Regions from separate parts of the Mus musculus genome. Here region 1 is linked to region 2. The links are chromatin loops, found by intact Hi-C in ENCODE. Cell type or tissue: left cerebral cortex. All regions are shown on one strand. Each heading gives the region's core, and the rest is flanking DNA. Links, peaks and the distances in the headings are about the cores only. Region 1 overlaps Txnrd1 (thioredoxin reductase 1). Region 2 holds the start of Washc4 (WASH complex subunit 4).

Region 1 (11,613 bases), core at 2,365-10,364, 640 kb after region 2:
CTCTCACACACTCTCCTTCCGAAAATAGAAGAGGGGGAGACACTTCTAGTTCATTTTATAAAACTAGCATGCCTGTGATGGTAAAGCGGGAGACAGTGCAAAGATCCACAGCTACAGCACCCTGAGCCCGGGCTCAACAGACTTTGAAAGCTAATTAGGGTGGGGCGGACACAAATATCCTTTATAAAGTGTTCAGAAATATGAAGAAAAGTTACACCTCACTGCCAATGGGGTTTGTTCCAGGGATGCCAGGGGTGGTGGTTTTAATAAGAATGGTCCTCGTGGGTCTTGTTGAAGTAGGTGTGGCCTTACTGGAGGAAGTGATTCTCAGCAGATGCCATGTTTGCAGATAGCAGGCTGGCAATGCTGTCTTCAAACTCACCACAGCAAAAGAAACTCTCAATATAACAATCAGGTCTGGGAAGGACACAGCATGTAAGGATGCACAGTCACCAACTGCAATTGTGTATGCAAGCAAGGAGCACACACTGAGTCCCAAGTTAAGTACAGTGGTGCCTGCAATTGCACAGCAAAATTAAGCACTTAAGTTATCAACCTACCAACGTACAGTTTGAGAGTTTTCTTATCCCGGACTGGCCTCAGTCCTCCCCGTTCTCTTATGTAGCACAAAAAGGCCTTGAACTTGTGATCCTCCAGTTGCTGCCTCCTGAGTGCCAAGACCAAGCCAGTTTACACAGTGCAGGGGATCAAACCCAGGGGTCCGTGCATCCCAGGCAAGCAACCAAGTTCCATCCCTAGCCCATATATGGGTCTTTCGTGTTGCCAACTATAAAATATTTATGAAAGGAATTCAAGAAGCTATAAATACATAAAGAGACACCTCATACTCATGATTGGCAGGTTCATCGTCGTAAAAATGTTGATTCTTTGTTAAGCTGCCAGCAAGAAGTGTTTGGCGGTGAATAAGACTATTCTAAACTTTATATGGAAAGGAACGGAAGCCAGAATAACTCAGACAACTTTGAAAAGAACAAAGCCAGAGAACTCTGTTTCCCTATTTCAAGAGTCATTACAAAGCCCAAGTGGTCGAATGTGTGCGAGGCTGGCAAAGCAAGAGACTTAGAGATCAATGGGATGGGAGCTTGAACCCAAAAGGGGACCCACAAATACACTCAGCAGGGTGTTTGTTTGCTTGAGTCAGGGTCTCATATGCAGCCCTGGCTGGCCTGGAACTCACTGTGTAGACAAGGCAGACCTCCAAATCACAGAGATCTACCCCCCACCCACCCTACACTGGGATTAAAGGCCTATGCTTCCATGCTCGCAGCTAAGTTCTGAGAGGCACAGAAGCCATTCGATGGAGGAAAGAAGACCTTTCTGCCCTGGCACAGCTGGAGATCTTGGTCTCCGTCTCTTGCTCTCCCCATCTCTCTTTCTCTCTCCTCTCAGAGCCTGGTCTGTTCTATTGGCCATATTCAGTCTGGACTCTTGCAGATGCCTCTGACTATACTCTCCTTCATATCTGCAATAAAATCCTTCTCGTCAACCACACCTAGGAGTGGTCATGTCCTCACTTTCATTCAATTAGGAAAATTAAGTTGTGTGTGTGTGTGTGTGTGTGTGTGTGTGTGTCTGAGAGAGAGAGAGAGAGAGAGAGAGAGAGAGAGAGAGAGAGAGAGAACCTAGGACTGCACACATGCAAGGCAACCACTTTCCAGCTGTAATACACCCTTTTAGCTTTTCCCCTTCAGCCACTGAGTTAACAAACCGGTTGTTTTTTGCCAGGACACAAGGGCATTCTTGGAATTTGGGACTTTCTGTGCTAAAGCCAGGCATGGTTCCCTCTACCAGAGGCATCTCATCTCTGTGTCATTACTGCTTCCTCTCTGGTTTCCCTGTTAGGTGATAACCTGGAGGGCACAACCCTGTCTTGCATTACAGCCTTAACATCCACCTCGATGTGTTAGATGCTCAATACGTATCTAGAGCTAGAAGAAACGAAGGAAGACAGGGAGGAGATATAGCCAAGTCAAGTGGCTGTCACCCGGTCTTCAGGATTTCCAAACAACTCCCTCATCCTGACTTTCAGAAAGACCCTACGCAGAGTAGAGCTCCTCGCCCTGGCTGCCTGCAGATAGGCACACGGCCTGGGACGACTTTCCAATCAGTCATGCTTTTGTCTGTAGAGTTTCTCACGGCACACCATGGGCTGGCCCTGTGCATGACTGTCCTGCACACGGAACATGATAGAAGGTGTGTGAGTCCAGGTGTGAGAAGAATGGGCTCTGGGCACAGTCGGCCTAAAGTCAAATCCCAGCTCTGTGGGTTACCTGCTGTGGGTAAAGCTTGGACAAGCTATTTTGACATCTTCTATCTCAGTTTGTTTACAGGAGCAGGGTCAGTGATGTGGCTCAGCAGGTAAAGGCGCCTGCCACAAAGCCGGATGACCCGAGTTCAATCCCCGGGACTCACATGGTGGAAGGAGAGAATCAGCTCTTGCAATGTCCTCTGACATCCATGCATGCACTGTGATATGCTTGCACACGTGCCCAGCACACACTTGCACACACAATCAATCAATCAATAAAATTAATTAAGAATAATACAGGATCAGGATTGGGGGGATGGCACAGTGGGTAAAGTACATTTGCTGCACAAATGTCTGGCTAAGTCTGGATCCCTGGTACCCGAATAAAATCCACATTCTGAGGTGCACATCTGCAGGGCCAGGGTGGAGGCACGGGCATCCTGGTGTATGCTAGTCAGCCAGTCTCCCTGAATGGCTGAGCTTCAGAGTGTGACTCACAAGAACACATATGATGCAGACAGAAAGACAGCCAACATCTGTCCTTCACACACATGTAGACACTTACACACATATATACACACTCATATACACACTTATACACATGCACACACACATGTGTGTATGCAATGCACACACTCAACACACACTCAAATATGCACACTCACACATACTTACATACATATACACATTCACATACATATATACACACTCATACACTGACATATACACTCATATACACACACACTCACATCCATATACACACTCATATACACAAATACACACACTCATATACACACAGTCACACATATACACACACTTGTGCATACAATACACACACACACACTCAACACACATACTCACAGGCTTTGCCACAAGGGATTATTGTGAGACTTTAACACGAGTTGCTGCTGGGAAGCTGTCTAGACCAACACCTGGGTACAGAGTGCTCGGTGATGTCAGCTGGAGTTATAGTGGAGACAGACAGAAATCTAAAACCATAGTAGAGAGGCTGAGAGTAACCCACACAGTGACCTGAAGCTGCAGGTGGCCGCACAGTTTGCAGACAGTGGTTTCTGACAAATCTAGAGGTCAAGGGAGGGCATTTGGGGACGAGGAAGGTGGAGCAGGCTGCAGATCACCACTGTCTAACCCTTACAAATGTCCCCTTTATGTGTGTCCATTCATTTCTGTAGAGACAATATGGGCCAGTGGCCCCTTTGGTCCTCTAGGCTCCACCTACAACTACACTAATGCATACCTTGCTACTTGAGGGGGGCAGTGGCTCTTGTGGGGAGACTAAGTGTCCTTTTGGTCCGCGTTGTCCATCAGTGCCCAGACCTGCCTCACACCCTCATCTCCAGACTTGTGCTGAGTAAGACCCTCCCAGCTGCATTCTTCCTGCTGGCTGGGTCACAAACTAGGAAGCAGAATGTCCACACACAAAATGGCTCAGCCTTCAAGCCTTTGACCTGAGAGAGAGGCGGGAACCAGAGCGTGCTGGACTCAGAGCCGGTGTCTAGCTCATCCTGATCACCATCCTTTTGGTTTTGTTAATAATTTATTTTTATTTTATGTGTGTTGGTGTTTTGCCTGCATGTATGTCTGTGTGAGGGCATCAAATCACTTGGAGCTGGATTGCAGACAGTTGTGAGCTGCCATGTGGGGGCTGGGAACTGAACCCAGGTCCATTTGGAAGAGCAGCCGGTGCTCATAACCCATGAACCATCTCTCCAGCCCCCATCACCATCCTCTTTAGAGAGCTAACAAGACAGCCCCTTTGTCTGCAGACCCAGTGGGATTCACAGGCTCATTTTCTCTCCTTCAGGTGCTCAGTAGCCTGGAACACACACAAACACACAAACACATGCAGCACATACACCCAGCACCTACCCACACAACACACACACACTCATAACACACCTACATACACATAACACACAACATACACATAACACACCCACATATAACACACACATCACACACACACACACAGAATTCACCCATACAACAGAGAGAGAGAGAGAGAGAGAGAGAGAGAGAGAGAGACCCAGACTGCTGTTTCCTGAACAGTCACCATTCAGATTTATGGGGGAGTAGACCCTAGAAAGTGTCAGCTCCCTGCAAGGGACAATGGCTTAAGGGAACAGAGAAGGTGGGCACAGGAAAAGGACAAAGTCACCTACTCCAGAGGGAAACTGGATCTGTGTCTGAGTCTTGACTTGACCTTTGACAGGCTAGGTGATCCCAGGCAGTGGCTTGTTCTTTGTAGGGCTCCGTGTTCCCCTGGGTAAGGAGCACATATGAGCCAGAGCTACTGAGATAACAAAGGATGAAGCCTGCGGGATGCTGAGCCTGTCCCTGCCGGGTGCTGAAGACAAGAATATCACAGCTTTCCCTGCCGTGCCAGAATGGACCAGGGCAACATAGAGAACCAACACCCAGAATCTTCTGCACCACCAAAGCCAGCACGGAAGACCCAGGGGTTGGACAGAAGGTTGGTCAACAAGAGCTTCAGTGGTGTTTTTATTGGTGGCCTGAAATGGCTTGTCTGCCACAGTGGCCTGGGCACCCTGCTCCTTCATAACCTAAGTGGGCAAGTACCCAACTAGCCTTGCTTGGACCTCCCATGAGATTTATTTTGTATGGTAAATGAAGGGACAAACCCACAGGCAACCAACAAACCTCAGATTGGATACCCACAGCTCCCACAGAAAGCCAATCTCTCGTGCAGGACACAGGCCTCCTGGAAGAGGCAGTGTGGGAACGGGGAAAGGTTGTGTGTGTCAGCCACAGCAGGGTGCTCAGGAGAGGCCAGCAGCTCAGGTCTGCGGAGACAGAACAGCGTGTTAGAGAGGCAACCACACAGACCTGTGCCCCACAGTCCCCACAGACCCAGGGAAGCACACAACCCCTGGCTGTTAGTGGAAGCTTGGAAGAGAGGAAGTGGGAAGGAAGAGAGAAGGAAACAGACCTTGCCGGAGCTGCCTGGGGTCCGCAGTTTATAGCTTCACCCACAGACTCCAGCAACTGGCCTCATTCTGCACTGAGGGCTTCTTCTGAGGGCAGCTGGTGTTTGCCAAAAATAACTGCCAGGTCAGAATTGCTTTCCACTCAGAGGTGGGGAGACGGAAAGTTCCAGAAGCCCCCTATGTAATGGAGCCTTTCACGGCTGGCCCAACAGACTCTGGAAAACAGTCAACAACCGACCAACTGTTTAGAAAGTACTAAAGGAGCTCCTTCAAGAGAGCAAAAGCTGGAATGGCGCATGCACGACGTTATCCATGCATCTGTGTGGATCCAGAAGCCGCGACCATGGAGCGGCCATCTCTGGATGTACTGTCACAGGTGGACACGGCTACCTCTGAAGCGCAGATAGAATTTCGTCCCCAAGCTGGGGAAATGGCTCAGTAGTGAAAGGCTTATCATGCAAGCATGAAGATATGTGTTCTTAGAGCCCACTTCAAAGCTAAGCATGCATAGCAGTACATACCTGTAATTCCAGAACGCCTATGGCAAGATGTGTGGCTGAGGCAGGAGAGTATCGGGAAGCTCAAGGGCCAGTTATCTTGGTGTTCACAATGGCAGATCACAGGAAACCCTGCTGTCAAACAAGGTAGAACCCAAAGTTGTCCTCTGACCTTCACATGTGTGCTATAGCACACATGCACCATGGCTTGTGTGGACCAGAATTCACAAAGAACTACTTGCATGCGGGGTGTGTGTGTGTGTGTGTGTGTGTGCACACATATATCACTATATAAATATGTGTTTATGTGTACACATACATGTATATGTTAGTGGGGTAAAAGTAACAAAGCGGGAACACAGGGGGATTTTGCGACCCCACAGGAAAAACAACATTAACTGGCCAGACCACCCAGTGCTCCCAGGGACTAGACCACCAACCAAGGAGTGTAGAGAGGGATCCATGGCTCCAGATACATATGTAGCAGAGGATGGCCTTATCTGGCATCAGTTGGAGGAGAGGCCCTTGGTCCTGTGGAGGCTTGGTGCCCCAGCGTAGGGGGAGGCTGGAGTGGTGGGGCAGGAGTGGATGGGTGGGCAGGTGGGGGAGCACCCTCATAGAGACAAAGGGGAGGGAGGAAAGGGCAGATGTGGGAGGGGGGGTTGAGGAGGGGTAATGGGGAAGTGGGATATCATTTGAAATGCAAACAAATGCAAAGATTAATTTAAAAATAATAAAAAAGAAAAAAGAAACAAAGTGGAATTGTGGGACATTGGCATTTTTTTAAAAAACATTGGGTGAGGGTTTTTTTTAAAAAAATATTTATTTATTATATGTAAGTACACTGTAGCTGTCTTCAGACACACCAGTCAGATCTCCTTAAGGATGGTTGTGAGCCACCATGTGGTTGCTGGGACTTGAACTCAGGACCTTCAGAAGAGAAGTCGGGTGCTCTTACCCGCTGAGCCATCTTACCAGCCCGACATTGGCATTTTTAATAATTAATTAGTTATTGTGTGTTTGTGCAGAGGGAGGTAAGTGTGTGAAGGAGTTCAGAGAATGGCTTCAAGGTGTTAGATCTTTACTTCCCTCCCGCGGTCAGCAGGCTTGGCGGTGGGTGCAGTTACCAGCTGAGCCATCTTGCCCATACCTTGGTGGGACCTTTGAGAGATGTCTGGGGGTGACAAGATGAGGGCTCAGTTCTAGCAAGTCATCTGACCATGGATTAGTGGCTCTGGGTCCCTGTTCATTCAAATGTCTGTCCTTATAAAACTCGCTGGTAGTCTGGTAGGAGCTAGCCTGCTGTTCCTAGGGCAGACAGCAGGGGGCAGACCATCTCAGGCGCAGGGGTCCCCTGTGCCTGTGGAGCTCCAGCGTGTGATGGAGCGCCTCCAGGTTCTCTTGCGCAGTGCTTCTCTCCATAGCCCCTCAGGCCTACTCGGAAGTCTTCACTCTCCAGCACGTTTGTATTTCTGAACTGCCATCTTTCAGCACCCTATCTTCAGCTGTCTGGGAACCAGATCCAACTGGCTCCAGGCTGAGAGCCTTCGGTGTAGGCAGTGAAAGAGCGGGTCATTGTGCTTCTTTACTCAGGTTTGTGCCTTCACCTTCAGAAGCATTTTTTTTTTAAATAAGCATTTTGGCAAATGCTGGGCTTTTGTTCGTGGTACTTAGTGGTTGGGATGACCCAGCTGCCGCTATCTTAGCAACATTAACAATGCTCATGGATAGCCTGGCGTAGTGGCGCACACCTTTAATCCCAGCACTCGGGAGGCGAAGGCAGGCAGATTTCTGATTTTGAGGCCAGCCTGGTCTACAAAGTGAGTTCCAGGACAGCCAGGACTACACAGAGAAACCCTGTCTCGAAAAACAAAAAACAAAACAATGCTCATGGGTGACTGAGAACCCCCTGATACCCACTTTCTCTCCTCACTGGCAGACCCTGCTGAGCCCCCACTCCTACCGGACCCTCTGAAGATCAAAGGAGTAGGCACACAGTAACACGTATTGGGTTGTTATGCAATTTGATCAGAATAGTCTGAAGGGATGTTGGAAGAATTGATACAGGCAATATAAATCAGCAAGAGATGCAGGGAAAGTCGGAAAGGGGCAGTTGCCATGGAAACAAGGGGAGGGAGCATTACAATCTACGGTATGTCACAGCGTGCTTTCTCAGTCCCAAGAAAGTGTAAAATTCCTCCATGAGAGTTGGTTGGCAGGGAGCATTGGCGAATTCAAGCACCTTTGAAAAGCCGGGTGGAGAGGGTAAGAGTGGGGCCCTGGTACAACACTTCAGTCTTTCAGCTTCCGGCTCATTACTGAACAAAAGGTGGATCTGTCTGCCAGCTTGCAAAGTATGAGCTCACATTTTACAGATGAGGGACCTGAGGGAACAGTGACACTAAGCAGAGTCTCCATCAGTGGCTGTCCACCGGGAGGCAGAGCTGGGGTTCAGCCCCAGGTGGTCTAGGTCAGGAATGAGGTGGAAACACAATGTGCCCAAAGCTAGCTGGCTGCCTGTCACTTACTGCCCTAGTTTGCTCTTTTGTTGCTGTGATAAAATGCTGACTAAAACTAACGGGGAGGAAAGGCTTACTTCAACTTACACTCGCAGGTAACAATCGGTTACCGAGTGACGTCAGCACAGGGACCTACAGACAGGAACTGAAGCAGAGACTGTAGAGCGATGGCTCTCTGTGGTTGGAGGTCACCATAACATGAGGAACTAACTATGTTACAGGGTTGCAGCCTTAGGAAGGTTGAGAACCTGCGCCATAAGGAACGCTGTTTACTGACTTCCTTACACAAGAGCTGCCAGCCCAGGGATGGCACCTCCCACAGTGGGCCGGGCCATCCGACATCAATCATTTGTCTGGGCACTGCCCCACTGACAAACCCACAGACCAGTCTGAACAGGGCAGTTCCTCAGTGGTCCTCTCGCTCCCCACGTGACTCTAGTTTGTGTCCACTTGACAAGAAACACTAACCAGCAATTCCCCAGTGTGGTGGTTTGAATGAAAATGACCCCCAATAGGCTCATGGGGAGTGGCACTATTCGGAGGTGTGGCCTTGCTGAAGTGGGCGTGGCCTTGTTTGGCGGAAGTGTGTCACTGTGCGGGCAGGTTTTGAGATTTCCTATGTATGTGCAAGCTACAACCAGTCAGTCTCCTTCTGCTGCCTTTGGATCAAGATGCAGAACCCTGAGCTCCTCCAGCACCATGCTTGCCAGAACACTGCCATGCTCCCCATGATAAGGGATTGAACTTCTGAAACCAGAAGCCAGCCCCAATTCAATGTTTTCCTTTATAAGAATTGAATTGGTCATGGTGTCTCTTCACAGCAATGAAACCCAAACTAAGACACCCAGGGCAGGGATTGGGGTGAGGCGGAAGTGTGACCCTCAGCCCAGGCAATAGTGAGCACTCCCTGTATGTGTATCAGTGCTCCTGTCCTCCAGGCTGCTCCCCCCACCCCCTTCACAGCACTGCCACTCAAAGATGAAGTGGAAACGGAAGGGTTCTCTGGAAAGTCGGTTGGATGGTGTTTTGCTGGGGCAAACACATGAAGTGGACACAGGTGTGAATGGCTAAGGCAGACAACATTTAGCTGACGCAGACACAGGAGAGGATGTTCTGCTAAAGCACGTGAAAAGACAAATGATGAAGGGTTCTTTGCTAATGACGCACATGTGTTGGTCTGCCTTACATGGCATAGTTGAGCTGCATTTGTCAGGAGCCTATAGAGAGGAACACACCAAAAAAGTTCTGGTGGTGTGCTGCAGTTTTTTTGCTGCTTCCGAGGAATCAGGCTGATTGGCAGAGGGATATCAGCTGAGACAGACACGAATGCTGAAGTAAGATCCGAGGAGGGCATGTGATGTTTGTTTGGAGGGAGTATAAATAGGACTCCGTGGACAGGAGGAGGGAGTATAAATAGGACTCCGAGGACAGGAGGAGCTAGGAGGCGGAGCTAGGCTTGCTTACAGAGAGGGCTAGTGGATCTCAGAGTCTTCTGGGGTCCTTCCTGGTCCCTCCTGCTAACTTGTGCTAAGGCTGAGGCCTGGCTGTTTCTGCTAGGTCGTACCACCAATGCTGATTTGTGTTTGCTCTCCTGACTTTGATACTGATTTGTCTGGACTGCTGGTGTTGTCTGGGAAGTGTTTCCGAGTGGATGAGCTGTCGCTGCCTGCTGACTTCCAGACAACACAGAACCTTTCTAAACAGGTCCACTTCGCCCCTATCCTTTCTTTCCCACTACCTCTAGTGGGTGATAGGCTAAAAGGGAGGTTATAATGTTTAAGAACCATCATTAAAAATAAAGATGAAGAGCCGGGCGGTGGTGGCTCACGCCTTTAATCCCAGCACTCGGGAGGCAGAGGCAGACGGATTTCTGAGTTCGAGGCCTGCCTTGCCTACAAAGTGGGTTCCAGGACAGCCATGGCTACACAGAGAAACCTTGTCTTGAAAAAATAAATAAATAAATAAATAAATAAATAAACAAATAAAGATTAAAAAAAATTAAAGTTACACCTGCCTGTCAAGGTGTAACAAGGGAACTGAGGCTGAGTTTTGGTGCCAAAGGCTCGATTCTGGCCTCCAACCTGGTATCCAAAAACTGGCTAAAATCCTGAAAAACTGGCTAAAATCCTGAAAAAAGTGACTCCCACCTCCTGTCAGGGGGCTGTCAGGGCACTGTGAGGATAAGCCAGCTGTGTGTGTCCAGCCCTGTGCCTGGCTTTAGGAGCACTGGCGGGGCTGTTACTGATGGTAGCCTGCAGCTGCTCAGGGTAAAAAGCAAATGCATTTTGGGAAGACAGGGTGGGGCTTCTGCTTAATGACTGGTGCTACTGCGGCTCGGCTCGTACACGCAAGCAAAGAGTCTGTGACGTCAACACTGTGGTAGGCGCGGCTGAAATCACAGAGATTACATTTCCAGGGTCTGGGGAAATATTAGGTGGGTGGACAGGAAGACCGCACACCCTCACGGCCACCTGGAGCGAGACGCACCAGCTCTCCATGCACACGTTGCTGGGACACCCAGAAGGTGACTTCACGGTGTGGATGGCTTTGCTTCCCGGAAGACCAGGGTTGAAGGACCAGTCAGAACTGAAGAACCGCCAGCCTGTACGGATACCCTCAGCTGATGCTGCCCGGGCAATCGCATGGCGCCAGAGGTATGAGACGACAAGACTTCAGCCTTCAATACAAAGCCTGACTCAGCCCTGTGCGGTGTCAAAGAAGCCCAGAGCACCACTCAGTCAGAAGGCACGCGTGTGCATCAACATCTTTTATTGGTTCACATTTTTTTCCAGAAAAATTGTAATAAAAATACATGGAATTGGAATTTGCATTACAATACATTGTGCGATTACAGAATATGAACAATGACGTATACTCCTTCTTGTGGGGGTAGAACATTTCATTCCACTAAGAGAATCACATGATTAGTTACCCTACACTGTCTGTTGTTCTGATCTCAGAGACTGGCAGACTTGAAAGGAAAAAAAAACTTAAAAAATAAATAAATAAAACTGAACAGTCAACTCCCTTGGTTTCCCTGGTCCTTTCTCCTCTTCCCACTGTCTTCAACACAAGGACGGGGGGGCAGGTGTGAGGGAGCCTCGTGGGGCAGGGTGGGTGCTGCTGGCTGGACACCAGGCAAATCCCTTCCCTGAGGTGGCCCAGAAGGGTACTGTGAAACGCCACTCAGTACTGCAGGTGGGGACAGGCAAAGGGGAGGGCAAGAAAAGAAGCTGCAGGGCCAGGCCGTGTATGGTGGGAAACCTGGTTTGTGTAGTCCTCAGCCAGCATGTTCACGGTCATGTAACCTAGGAGCTAAACTACACCGTAAACGCCCCAGCAGCCATGCCGGCAGAGTA
Region 2 (11,613 bases), core at 1,510-9,509:
TGCCTGTTTAAGGAAATTAAAATAACTTAAAAGGTTGCTTTCAAATTCTTATGCTCTTAATTAAGAATTAATTAATTCTTAATTCTCTAAAAACATGACACTCCATCATTTACAGATAAATTTCTTCAAAATTCAGAAACAACAGCTTTCAAACAAATTCAGCTTCTCTTTACAGTAACAGAGACAAGTGCTGAAGCTGAAAGCTCAGCCTCCCGTTTCAGCCTTCACTTGGTAATGTGACCACCCTCATCACCCACATCTTCCCACATCAGTCAGCAGTTATAGAATATAAAAGGGAGAGAAATGAAGTCTACTAATATCCACCAAAGTTCAGTGGTTCCAAACACATATGGAAAGTTCCACAAAGCAGATCACTGCCCACTCTGGAGGTGTGCACACTATCAGTGACACCTGCTGAAGCCCTAATTTCTTCACCTTTTCCTCACCTGCCTTGTCATCTCAGTGTTACCAATGCACGTAGTGAATGCTGGGGTCACAGGACTATTAGGACTGCTAGCATTACTATCATTCAGTGGTCAGAATTTATTGCACACTACACCTACCCTTACTTTTAGATGATCTTAAAGAATGTAAACCATTACCTCATATTTTAATTTCTTGATCTCGCAACAAAGTGCCGCATAAACAGTGATGACTTTGTTCAGGACCTGGTTTTGTCAGTGAAAACAGAAAGAGTGCATTATAACCAGTAAGAGTAGCTTCTAAGTGACTTTAGGTAAGGGGCACATACCTTGTTTTCAGTCTTTATGAGTTCCAAAAGGGAAGACTGCTCATAGGGCAGAAGCTACAGAAGCAAAGAGAAAGAGCAGTTCTTAACTTGGGGGAAAAAACAAAACAAAACAAAAAAACACTGAAATTCTAAATACATGGGATTAAATTAATTAATTTAACTTGTGTGAGACTATATTCAGCATTACCATCATCTCAACTATTATGTTTAAGATAATCTCAAAAAAGTAAGGAGAGTACAATACACTCAAGAAGAAACACCTTCAACACAACACAATACTCACAGCACAATGATGGTTCTAGCCATGCTCTAGGACAACAGTGTGAAAACACTAAAAACATACTAACAGTGAGCTCCATCAGTTTGGAAGTTGATATGTAAACATATACTTAATAAACTACTGTAACTAAAAGAGCCAAACTGGAGTTATCACAAAGCAGAGCACTGGAGAAAAGAATAAACTCAATGCTCAGAAACAAAATACAGTGTTGGCATTTTATCATCTAAATCAGTTCATTTCTATCTTGCTCATAACGCTTTTCTGATTATCATCTAAAACTAATTTTCTATTACGTGAAAAACAGGCCTTTCTTTTAGTTACATATTAACAATAAAGTATATAAGTTAAAAATTACTTCTCCCATTTACTTTGTAATTTCTATAGAGAAATTCTATATATCTGAAATATATAGAAATATATAGAGATATATAGAGAAATTCTATAGAGAAATATCTGAGTCTATGACTCTTGTAGAACAGGAACACAAAATAATTGCCCAATAAAGGGACTAAAGACAGATCCCAGAGTAAGTGGGGAGGGAAATGGCTGTATATGAGGACAGAGAGAGCTTTGAAAGCTTCTATCGGTAGAAGAGAAAAGCTGAGATAATTCAAATCTTTCACAAAACCAAGAAGTTTCATGTCACATTCACAAGGATGGCTATGATCTTTAATGTTGGTAATAATGTAGAGAAACCTAAACTCCTATATATTACTGTTAGGGATAGTAAAATAGTGCAACCACATCAGGAAATAGTCTGGAAGATGAGAAAGGGGCCAGCAAAATGGTTCAATGGGAAAAGGCACTTGCCACCAAGCCAGATGATCTGAGTTCAATGCCCAGAACCCATCCAGAAGAAAAGAACCAACTCCAACAGGTTGTACTCTCTCTCCACACACACCATGCCAAAGTATGTGTAAAATAAAATCCTCAGAAAGTTACACACAGTTACCAGAGGACGCAATAATTCTACTTCTGAGTGTGAGTGTGAGTGTGTGTGTGTGTGTGTGTGTACGCATGACTACATAAAAACTTCAGACACATAAGCAGCATAATTTCCAACAGCCAAAAGTGGAAAACCTAAATGTCTATCCCCAGTGAATGGATAACTATTTGGCAAGAGTATTCCATATAACAGAACACCATGCATCAGTTTAAAAAATATGCATGTAATAACACTGGCTACACCACAGATGAGCTGTAAAAACATGATTAAGTCAAACACCAAGCAGGAACACTCACATAACACATGATCTCACGTATAGAAAACATCTAACAGAGACAAATCCACAGAGACATACAGTAACTGACGGTGGCCTGTGTCTAGGGGATGCTTGTAGAGGGGGCAAGGAGGGCAGTGACTTGATTTGGGTACAGGATTTCCTTTTTAGGTGAAAATGTTGTAAATGGATGATGGCAATGGACAATGAGTTCTGAGAATATACTTTTTTAAAACCACTAAGCTGTGCGATACACATGGGTGAACTAAAGCCACGCATTATGGTGCACACCTGTACCTCTTAGCATTCAAGAAGCTGAAGGACACATGAAAAAGGCGCTCCCACTCCAGGCAGTGGCAGTGCACACCTTTAGTCCCAGCACTTGGGAGGCAGAGGTAGGCAGGTCTCTGAGTTCGAGGCCAGCCTGGTCTACAGAGTGAGTTCCAGGACAGCCAGGGCTACACAAAATAACCCTATCAAGAAAAAAAAAATCTTTCCCACATTAAGACCCCCCAAGTTCATTCAAGTCAAAAGGTACTATTGGTGAATGAAAGAAATATTTTATATCTTCATTTGAATATGAGGTAGATGAGCTCTGTAATTCAGCAAAATTCATTGCGACATCCTTAAAAATCTATATATTTGACTATGTATAAAACAATGGTCATTTTTGTGGAGTTTGTGCTACTATATCTTAAGTTTTTATCATTCTTTCAGAAAACAAATTTTAAAAACTATGTAGCTTAACAAGGTGGGGGAAGTTACCAATTTCATTCACTCTTAGATTTTAAATGAAAGCATATTGTCTACTTTTAACACAAGAGGTAGTATGCCCTAAAATAAACATATATTCATATACATTTTTAATGAAATAAATTCAGACCTTTAATGCTATAGGATCAAGATTGAAATCTCAAACATCACAAGAGGTAGTATGCCCTAAAATAAACATATTCATATACATTTTTAATGAAATAAATTCAGACCTTTAATGCTATAGGATCAAGATTGAAATCCCAAACATCACAAGAGGTAGTATGCCCTAAAATAAACATATATTCATATACATTTTTAATGAAATAAATTCAGACCTTTAATGCTATAGGATCAAGATTGAAATCCCAAACATCGCCAATCAAATCATCTAGGGCGTCCTCAATTCTTCTCAGCTGAGATGTGTACTCCTCAAGGAACCTCCCGTAGTTCTTCAGCTGGACTTCAGCATGAATTTCTACATTTTTAAAACAGTGTGTTACAATTACAAGTAATAAACGGCAGAATACTAGCTTCAAGTAATCTCAAAAACTGCAGTAAAACACTGTTAATTATTACTAGGGAATACCTCACTTCTCGGAAATTAAGTTCCAAAGTTAGAAAGTCATTCAGCTTTGAATCTTCTTCAAATATGTGCAAGTACTTGAAAGGCTGCAGCCCCATACCTTAGCATCTGGGCTTCTAACCATGCCTCAGACAACTCTGGGTCCAGATACTACACTATCCTTTTGAGTCACACACAGCTATGTTGCGAAGACAATCAACTCCGGGAGCAGGGACAAACTGTGTTGTTACAGAGCAAACTTTAAAAGGTGGCTAATTCTATACACAGTCAAATGTTGTGAATACATCCAAATCTTTCTTCATGGAGGTTTTCAATCTACTACATCGTATTATCATTTCAGTAATGCTCCGCTTACCAAATGCTTTACTTGTTCAATTCTTTAGCTATTATAATCAAGATATAAAAAGCAGATAAAACAGACTGGCTGGCTGAGGGAGGATGGGGAGAGGGCTTGCCTACTAAGAGCTCTAGCTGCTCTTCCAGAGGACAGGGGTTTGGTACCCAGCACCCATGTGGCAGTTAACTCTAGATCCACGGGATCCAACACCACCTTCAGGCCTCTGTAGACTCTGTGCACACATGTAAAATAAAACAATATTTAAAAAAAAAAAAGATAGCTGGGATTTACAGAATTTACATATTAATAGGTAACTTTAAGTTTAGAACCACCAGAAATAGCTGGATTTTCATATGCCTATTCAGTGAAATTATAAAGTATTTCATCTTATACCTAAGAATTATTACTTATTCCAAAAATTCAATTCCAATTCATTTCTTTTACTGATGTGTATAACTTTACTCAATCTTTGTCTTCTAAAAAAAAAATGCTTTTTCCTTCAAATTTGAAGTTTGGAGCTGTCATGAAATAAACTATGTTCTGACTCACACTGCATGAAATATAGACTAGACATCTGTCCTTTATTTTGAACTGAGTTTGTGAATCAGGGGCATCAATTCAGTTCACTAAGACGCCTGTCTCATTACAGCACTCACTTAGATAATTTTGGAAAACAATTAGTCTAGATATGATTCACAGCCCCAAAATTAATGAAAGCCAGGCACAGAGAGACCTCTTACCTACTGCTAACAACCCCGTGTTAATGTCTTACTCTATTACATGGGAAATGACCAAAGCATCCTTTGACCAGCAAATGGGTTCTTAAAGACTGTACTTGAAAGACATGCTAAGAGATCACCTGGTTAGACCTGGGTAAACGACAGCAACACTAAATTCCTTGCCAGTAAGATAACAAGTAGCTATGAACTCATAAAAGTTCTTAAAGTACAAGAAGAGACTAAGAACCAGTGGCCCTCTGTGCATAACATACTCCCCCTCCCAACAAACTGCATTTCTTGTAGTTTTCCTACTACTTTTTAAAGTTAGTAAACAACATTATGAGTTTCACCATGGCATTTTCATACATACATGGTTTTTATATTGTGTCCTCACCCACGTCCTGTTTCCACTCCTTTCCCCAGTCCTGAGCATCTAAAAAACTGATTATGTCTAAATAACTGATCATTCATTCCACTTAAAGCTGAAACCCAGTATACCTTCATTCCAACTTTGGTTAGATTAAACTAAAGTAGGGACCTCAGCGCACAATGGGGGGGGGGGGGGGGAGGAGAAGGGGTGGTTACTATCCTTCCATCTAGATTTTTCTTTATGCTGACTAAGACCAATATCTTAAGATCTGCCCAGCACCCTGAACATAGTTCAACTAGATGTAAAGGCAAAACACAGTTACATAGGAATCTGTACATGGTCTAGTATCTCTGTAAAATAATTCATAATGCAGCTGTACTTTATTTTTAAAGGCATTCCTACTTTTGGGAAAGGTATGCATTTAAAAATTTCTTGGGCAACTCGCCCCAATATATCTTCTATCACACAGAAAAAACAAACAAACAAACAAACAAACAAATCAACCTCCAGAGTGTCTCTAATTAGTTTGGGTTGTCCATTTATGCTGAAACAAACTATGAGGCTTTTGGGGTTGGAAGTGATTTTAAACATAAACTTGGACTTGACGTCATGAGGCAACTGCGAAGCAGATCTGATTTTTTAAAAAGTTAAAATAGATTTAAAAACCTTTTCAGCTATTTAAAAATCAATAAAGGGCCGAGAAGGAATAAGATATTCCTATGTTGGTTGATTTTTTTTTTAAGGCCAGAAAGAGCTGTTTTTAGCTGTCTCTGTGGTTCTAAGAACGTGAATCCAAACTTCAAAAGTTGGCTTGAGAAGCAAAGAAAAACAGGAAACCGAAACGGGAACCCAGACTCTTCTAGAACTGAAGGCTGAGCATCTGGGGCAAACCCTGGGACGGGATGGACAACCCGGGAGGATGGCCTCGCGCGGGGCTCCCCAGCGATGGCACCGCTGGCCCGTCACCGATTCCGGGAGGGACGCAGGGTGCGAGTGCACGGCCAGACGCGACCACACGGTCACGCAGAGCGCCCCAGTCCCACCCAGCGGGAGGGTCCCGAGAGGGCGGCTGCGCAGCGCGGCGCCGCACCGCGCCGCCCTCCGTCCGCAGCGCCGCCCGGCCCGCCTCGCCCGATGCCGGGGCTTACTCTGAGAGCCGTCGTCCACGCGGTCGAAGTCCCAGTCGGGCGACAGAGTGTCCACGGCCATCGCCGCGGAACCTCCCACAGACACAGCCCCGAGCAGCCACAGCCGCGACGCGGGCCTCACCCCAGCCGCTGTCACGGCACGTGACTTCCGGCTTCGGCCCCGCCCCCGCACGCCAGAGCCAGTGGACTCTCGGCCCTGCGGACCGCGGGAGCCGCTGGGAAAGCGAGTCGACCGCCTGCTCCCGGCGCGGCCGCCATAGTGATGGCTGCCGTTGGCATCCTGCATCCTTTCCTGGTCTCGCTGCCGTTCACGACTGTTCTCAGGGCACATTCCGTTCCTCGAGGCTCTTTTTTTTTTATATCCTAGGGGATTACTCCCTCAGTCTAACCTGGAAAGAATGGAAATAACCGGGTGGGGCCCAACGCAAGACCCGGTCCTTCACCTGGACACTGCCCGAGCCCTTGGACCAAGATGCCTGTCTCACCAGCTCCCTTTCTGTCTTTACCCTCGCGATTCCTTGATCCCCTTGCACTTCCTGTGCAGATTATTTGTTGAGAAAAGACCTGTGTGTGTAAAAAAGTAATGACTTTAAGAACGCCACCAAGCAATCTCACTACTGGGTTTGCTTTACATAGATCACTATTCTTTCTTTCCTTGCTTTTAAGAAGGTGGGGTGGGAACTGTGTTACCCTGAGTTCTACATCTATCCTAACGTTTACACAAAACGCTTTCTATCAGGGCAGTTTTTAGTATGTACTTCTACGAAGCAGTCTAAATAGCATCAAAAAAAAAATCATAATGTAAAATTTAAGACATCCATACTCTGAACTCCTAGAAAGCTACAAAATGAAATAGGTCTCAAATGGCATTAAAGAAAAAAAAGAAAAAAAAAAAAAGGAGAGGAGTCGATTTTAGAACAATGCATATTTGCTGTAACATCTACAATCGACGTAAACGTTTATTTATGCTCATGTGTTTGCAAATGCATAGGAAGAATTCAAATCTCATTAAAGAAGACTGGATTACTTGAAAACGGGTAGGTGCTCATTAATACAAAGTGGCTCTTAAATTTTTCTTGTGTCTATTAGCTGAGTCTTTTTCAAGCAGAGTTTTAAAGTTATTTGCATTATATAAAGTACCACAAATCAATATAGAATGTTCTCTTGAAGAGCATGTTCTGAGATGCTAAGGTTTGGGCTTGGTTTTATTTTGAGACAAGATCTCATTATCGTAGCTGAGAGTCCCTGCTGCTCCTGGGCCTGTGACAAGGCTATGGAGGGAAACCTCTACAGATCTGAGCCACAAATGAACATCTTTACTTTGTAAAGTGCTTTCCTAAGTGCTGGGAATACAGGCATGTGTCACCATGCCTGGCATTGCAAAGAAATTAGAAAATGCTTTTTTTTTCTAACAAAAGTGTTTGTTACAGTGACAGCTGACAAACACATGTGGACTTAGTGTGTCTCTGGCTTCAGGGTGGCCTATTGGAATTTTCAGTTTCTGTAGCATGCAGTTCTGGCAGCCTTCTTTAGGTTCCATATGGTAGCTGTTGGCAGCTTCGGGCCCACATTATCACAAGACTAAATCTAGCCCACGAGAGAAAAAGAGCACGCTGAACTGATAACTCGAACAAAAGTCCCAGAATCAAGTCTTGCCAGCAGTGATTAGCCTTTCTTTACTTGAGCACACTTTCCAGCCAATCTCAGAAACCCAAATATCAGGAGGGGTGGACCCATTGGCTTAGTGTAGGTCACGTGCTCCACGGATGCCCTGAGCTAAGAAGAAGCAACTCTCTAGAGATCACTTAGCCTGGAAGTGGAGGAGACAACGATACAGAAGCCAATGGCTGTCATCATAAAAGTGGCTTTATGTAGCAGAGGGAACAGCCATGATGGTGATTGCATCACTGATCCACTTGGTCATTAGCAAGCATCTCACAGTGACATCCTCCCAGGCTTTTGAGTTAGAAATTAATTATTATGGCAGGGTTTTTTTTAAAGTTTATTTCAAAATTCCTTTTGTAATATTTTATGACTTAGATGCTTACATTTAGAAATCTAAATAAAAGAAGTAATGCTTTATTAATAGCTAGCACGTATCTTGTGCTCATTGCATAATCTATAACAAGAGGGTTTTTGTTGTCGTGGCCCAGACTAACTTTGAACTCACTATGTAGCTTAGGCTGACCTTGAACTTCAGATCTTCCTGCCTCCAGTTACTAAGTGCTGGGTTTACAGGCATGTGCCACCATACCTGGCATTGCAAAGAAATTAGAAAATGCTCCTTTTTTTTTTTTCTAACAAAATCCAAACAAATAAAATCTGGGGAAAAGTTGAAAAGTGGACAATTCAGAACATGATGACTTGTAAAAAGAAAAGACTTGGCAGAAATATATTTGGAGGAAAGCCAAGAGTCTAAGAAAACCTTTATCACCAAAGTTTGATATGGCCTTTAAATGTAACTCTATAATTCCATGCTATGTCAACTGCACATTTCCACAGGAACTTTACATGGGCATCTAGTGAACATCATTGAATCCACAACTGAATTTTGGGTACTTCACTCCAAAACCTGCTTCCCACCCTGTATGAGATCCATGACTTAGTAAAGAGCGATACGATACGACCCACTTATGCAAGGCTGGGTACCATGGCAATGTCTTCTGTTTCTCATCTTCTTGTTCTAAGTCAGTCAAAGGTCAATCTTATTTTTAAATGACTCTGAAGTTGTAAATAAAATGCAAAAGTTGTCAGGATCAAAATGGAGTCTCAGGAGGGTAGGATGGCCTACCAGGTAAAGATGCTTGCCACCAAGCCTGATAACTTGAGTTCAATCCTCAGGACTGACTCCTGAAGGTTGCTTTCTGACCTCCACATTCACACCCTGAGTTGTACATAGATAAGTAAAATGTTAAAATAATTATTTTGTACTACTGTAAACCCTATAAAAAAATCAAAAGCCAGGAGGTCATAAAGGAAAGGTTCTATACCCATGATTGCCTAATAATAATCATCCAAACTATTCTGCCAGGTTCCAAGGTTTGCACAGAGAGCTCTGCAAACTTCTCGGGGAAGAATTTCTAAAGAACCTAATGAGGGGCTCTCCAGTCATGAACTGATGGAGCCTTTGTTACAATCACTGTGGCCAGGAAAAGCAGTTTCATAAAACGGATGTAACCTTCCATACTCTCACGTTTAAAGCCCTCCCCTTGTCTTAACCTCTTAAAACATGTCTGGGGTTTACTATGACCGTTTCCTGCTTGTCTGGCCCCCAGAATAGTATTCTCTGCAAAATCTCTCACCTTGGTTTTAATGTGGATTGGCAATATTGAGTTGTTACACTTGGGTTGTATGACTTTTGATGGCTTGGTTTTCTGCCTTTTTCCATTTCATTATTTTATAACTGTAACAGTGAGTGAAAGAAAAAAATTCAGGACTTTTCATTAGCTATTCAACATGACCTATGCCTGGCTGGCTGCTCTCTCTCCCCTCTGTCTACCCCACTTAATCCTCCAGCTTCAGTGAAATTCTTGTTGTAGAGATTGACTTAAAACATGCTCAGAGACTTCCTGGAACTGCCTTGAAGGCTGCTGGGAATGATAAAAAAAAATCTTTATTTAAAGAGTACACACTGTCTTGCTTTTAGTTTTAAAATACTAAGAAGGTATCAGGTTTCTTTGTTATTTATCTTTTAAGAAATATATTTAGCTCTACGGGCATGTCCCAGGAATGGCCTGTCTTAGTGTTCACGAGAGGCATAGACTCCAGTGCCTGCAGAGGAGCTCACACAGCAGCTGAGGCCTCTGTCATGCTCCCCACTGCTGGCAATCTGCCAGTAGATATGCTCTAGTGCGCTGTCTCCAATCACTGTGGGCCACAAGAGAGCCATTGCATCAAAGAAAACAAGATCCAACAGAAATGTCTGGTCTATGCACTCTGTTAGTAAAAATGAAGAGGAAAAAATGGGGTTAGGAGCAGTTTGGGTTACTGATGACAATTTTTTTTTTCCCAAGAGACCTTTATTTAATTATTTAAATGTATATATGCAGTGAGATCAATAACAGGCAAAATGGAATAGCTTTGGATCTTACAGTGTTCCTAAGCTTATTTTGTACGACTCTAAACAGAATACTTGGCTCTGGGGTTTATTTGGGCTCACAGTTCTAGTGTCTGGGAGATCCAAACAGCAAGGCTCTGACATCCTTTGAAGACTCTCTAGCTATGTCCCAACCTGGCAGACAAGCAGAAAGGGAACCTTTCTTATGCAGAGAGGGCCAAGCACACAAAGTGACCTTGCTTTTTAATATCCTGCTGTCTCCAAAAAAATCCAATTGCAGGAATTCCATCTCACCCCAAGATCTCGACATTCTCCACTTGGCCCTGCCTCTTTTGTTTTGTTTTGCTTTGCTTTGTTTTTTTGAAACAGGGTTTCCTCTGTGTAGCCCTGACTATCCTGGAACTCACTCTGTAGACCAGGCTGGCCTCAAACTCAGAAATCTGCCCGCCTCTGCCTCCCCAGTGCTGGGATTAAAGGCGTGTGCCACCACGCCCAGTGGCCCTGCCTCTTTTAAGTACCTACTGCCTCAGCTCCTTTGCTAGCCCAGGTGTCTACGTGAGCTTGGTAGGAGCATATCATAGGAGTACAACATAAGGGCTAGTGGATGGCCCTGAGGTTAGGGATGCCTGCTGCTCTACCAGAGGACCCAAGCTCAATTCCCAGCACCCATGACCAGCAGCTCACAAAACCCTAACTCTGGTTCAGGGGATAAAACGCCCTCTTCTGGCAGGCACCTGCGCACACAGACATGAATTTTTAAAATATAATCTTCTGAAAAGCAAGTACACAGCCTTATTATTTACAAAGAGAAAACTCCATGTTCTATTAGCATCGAGTGATCCGACTATATTGAGCTTCAATCTCATCCCCACCCCCACCCCTTTTAAGTTAGTCCCAATTAACTGTTACCCTTTATAAGAGCTGCCTTGGTCATGGTGTCTCTTCACAGCAATGAAACCCTAACTAAGACAAGCAGCCAGTGCCCTTAACTGCTTGAGCCATTTCTTCAACCCCATATAACATTATCTATTGAACAATTTTGAACAATTTTAAGCAGCAATAACTGAATATATATACATATATATGCAAGTACAAGTTAGAAAGCAGTTAATAGCAATGAGATTCGTAAGAATTACATAATTCTCATGTACAATAAAATGGAATATTCAGCATAATTTATTAATTTTGACCACATAGGCAAAGTGGTCAAAAGTTAATCAGTCAAAACAAGCCGATGAATGAGGACAGTTTGACACATAGAACTTTATTCTAAAATTCTTAAAGTTATTGTGGGAATAAATATTTTCTGTACCTCAGAAAGTCTGTATTTGGCCCATCAAGATGTCTCAGTGAGTAAAAGCATCGGTGGAGCCTGACACTTCGATGCCTCGG

Evidence for each region. Hi-C counts contacts between places; a loop is a spot of excess contacts. Peaks named below come from ENCODE experiments on the same cell type or tissue, not always from the same donor. Only the 100,000 strongest peaks of a DNase experiment are listed, where the experiment ranks them.
Region 1: it touches region 2 in a loop (2.2-fold over the local background); 8 of 42 quality-filtered maps call a loop at or near these places.

The regions. Positions count from the first base shown.
Region 1 is chr10:82,897,106-82,908,718 of GRCm38, reverse strand. Txnrd1 (thioredoxin reductase 1) reads right to left here. Exons shown (of 15, transcript NM_001042513.1): 15 at 10,995-11,613. Among named protein-coding and RNA genes, the nearest start is that of Gm33781, 32 kb to the left of the region's middle. In left cerebral cortex, for the core only: a CTCF peak has its summit at 7,058 (motif pointing right); DNase peaks (open chromatin) are centred at 7,062 and 7,876.
Region 2 is chr10:83,538,654-83,550,266 of GRCm38, reverse strand. Washc4 (WASH complex subunit 4) reads right to left here and starts at 6,326. Exons shown (of 33, transcript NM_001033375.2): 1 at 6,165-6,326; 2 at 3,343-3,482; 3 at 752-805; 4 at 603-668; 5 at 1-3. The coding sequence starts at 6,225. In left cerebral cortex, for the core only: a CTCF peak has its summit at 6,035; DNase peaks (open chromatin) are centred at 6,042, 6,341 and 7,696; H3K4me3 peaks cover 1,667 bases; H3K27ac peaks cover 1,782 bases.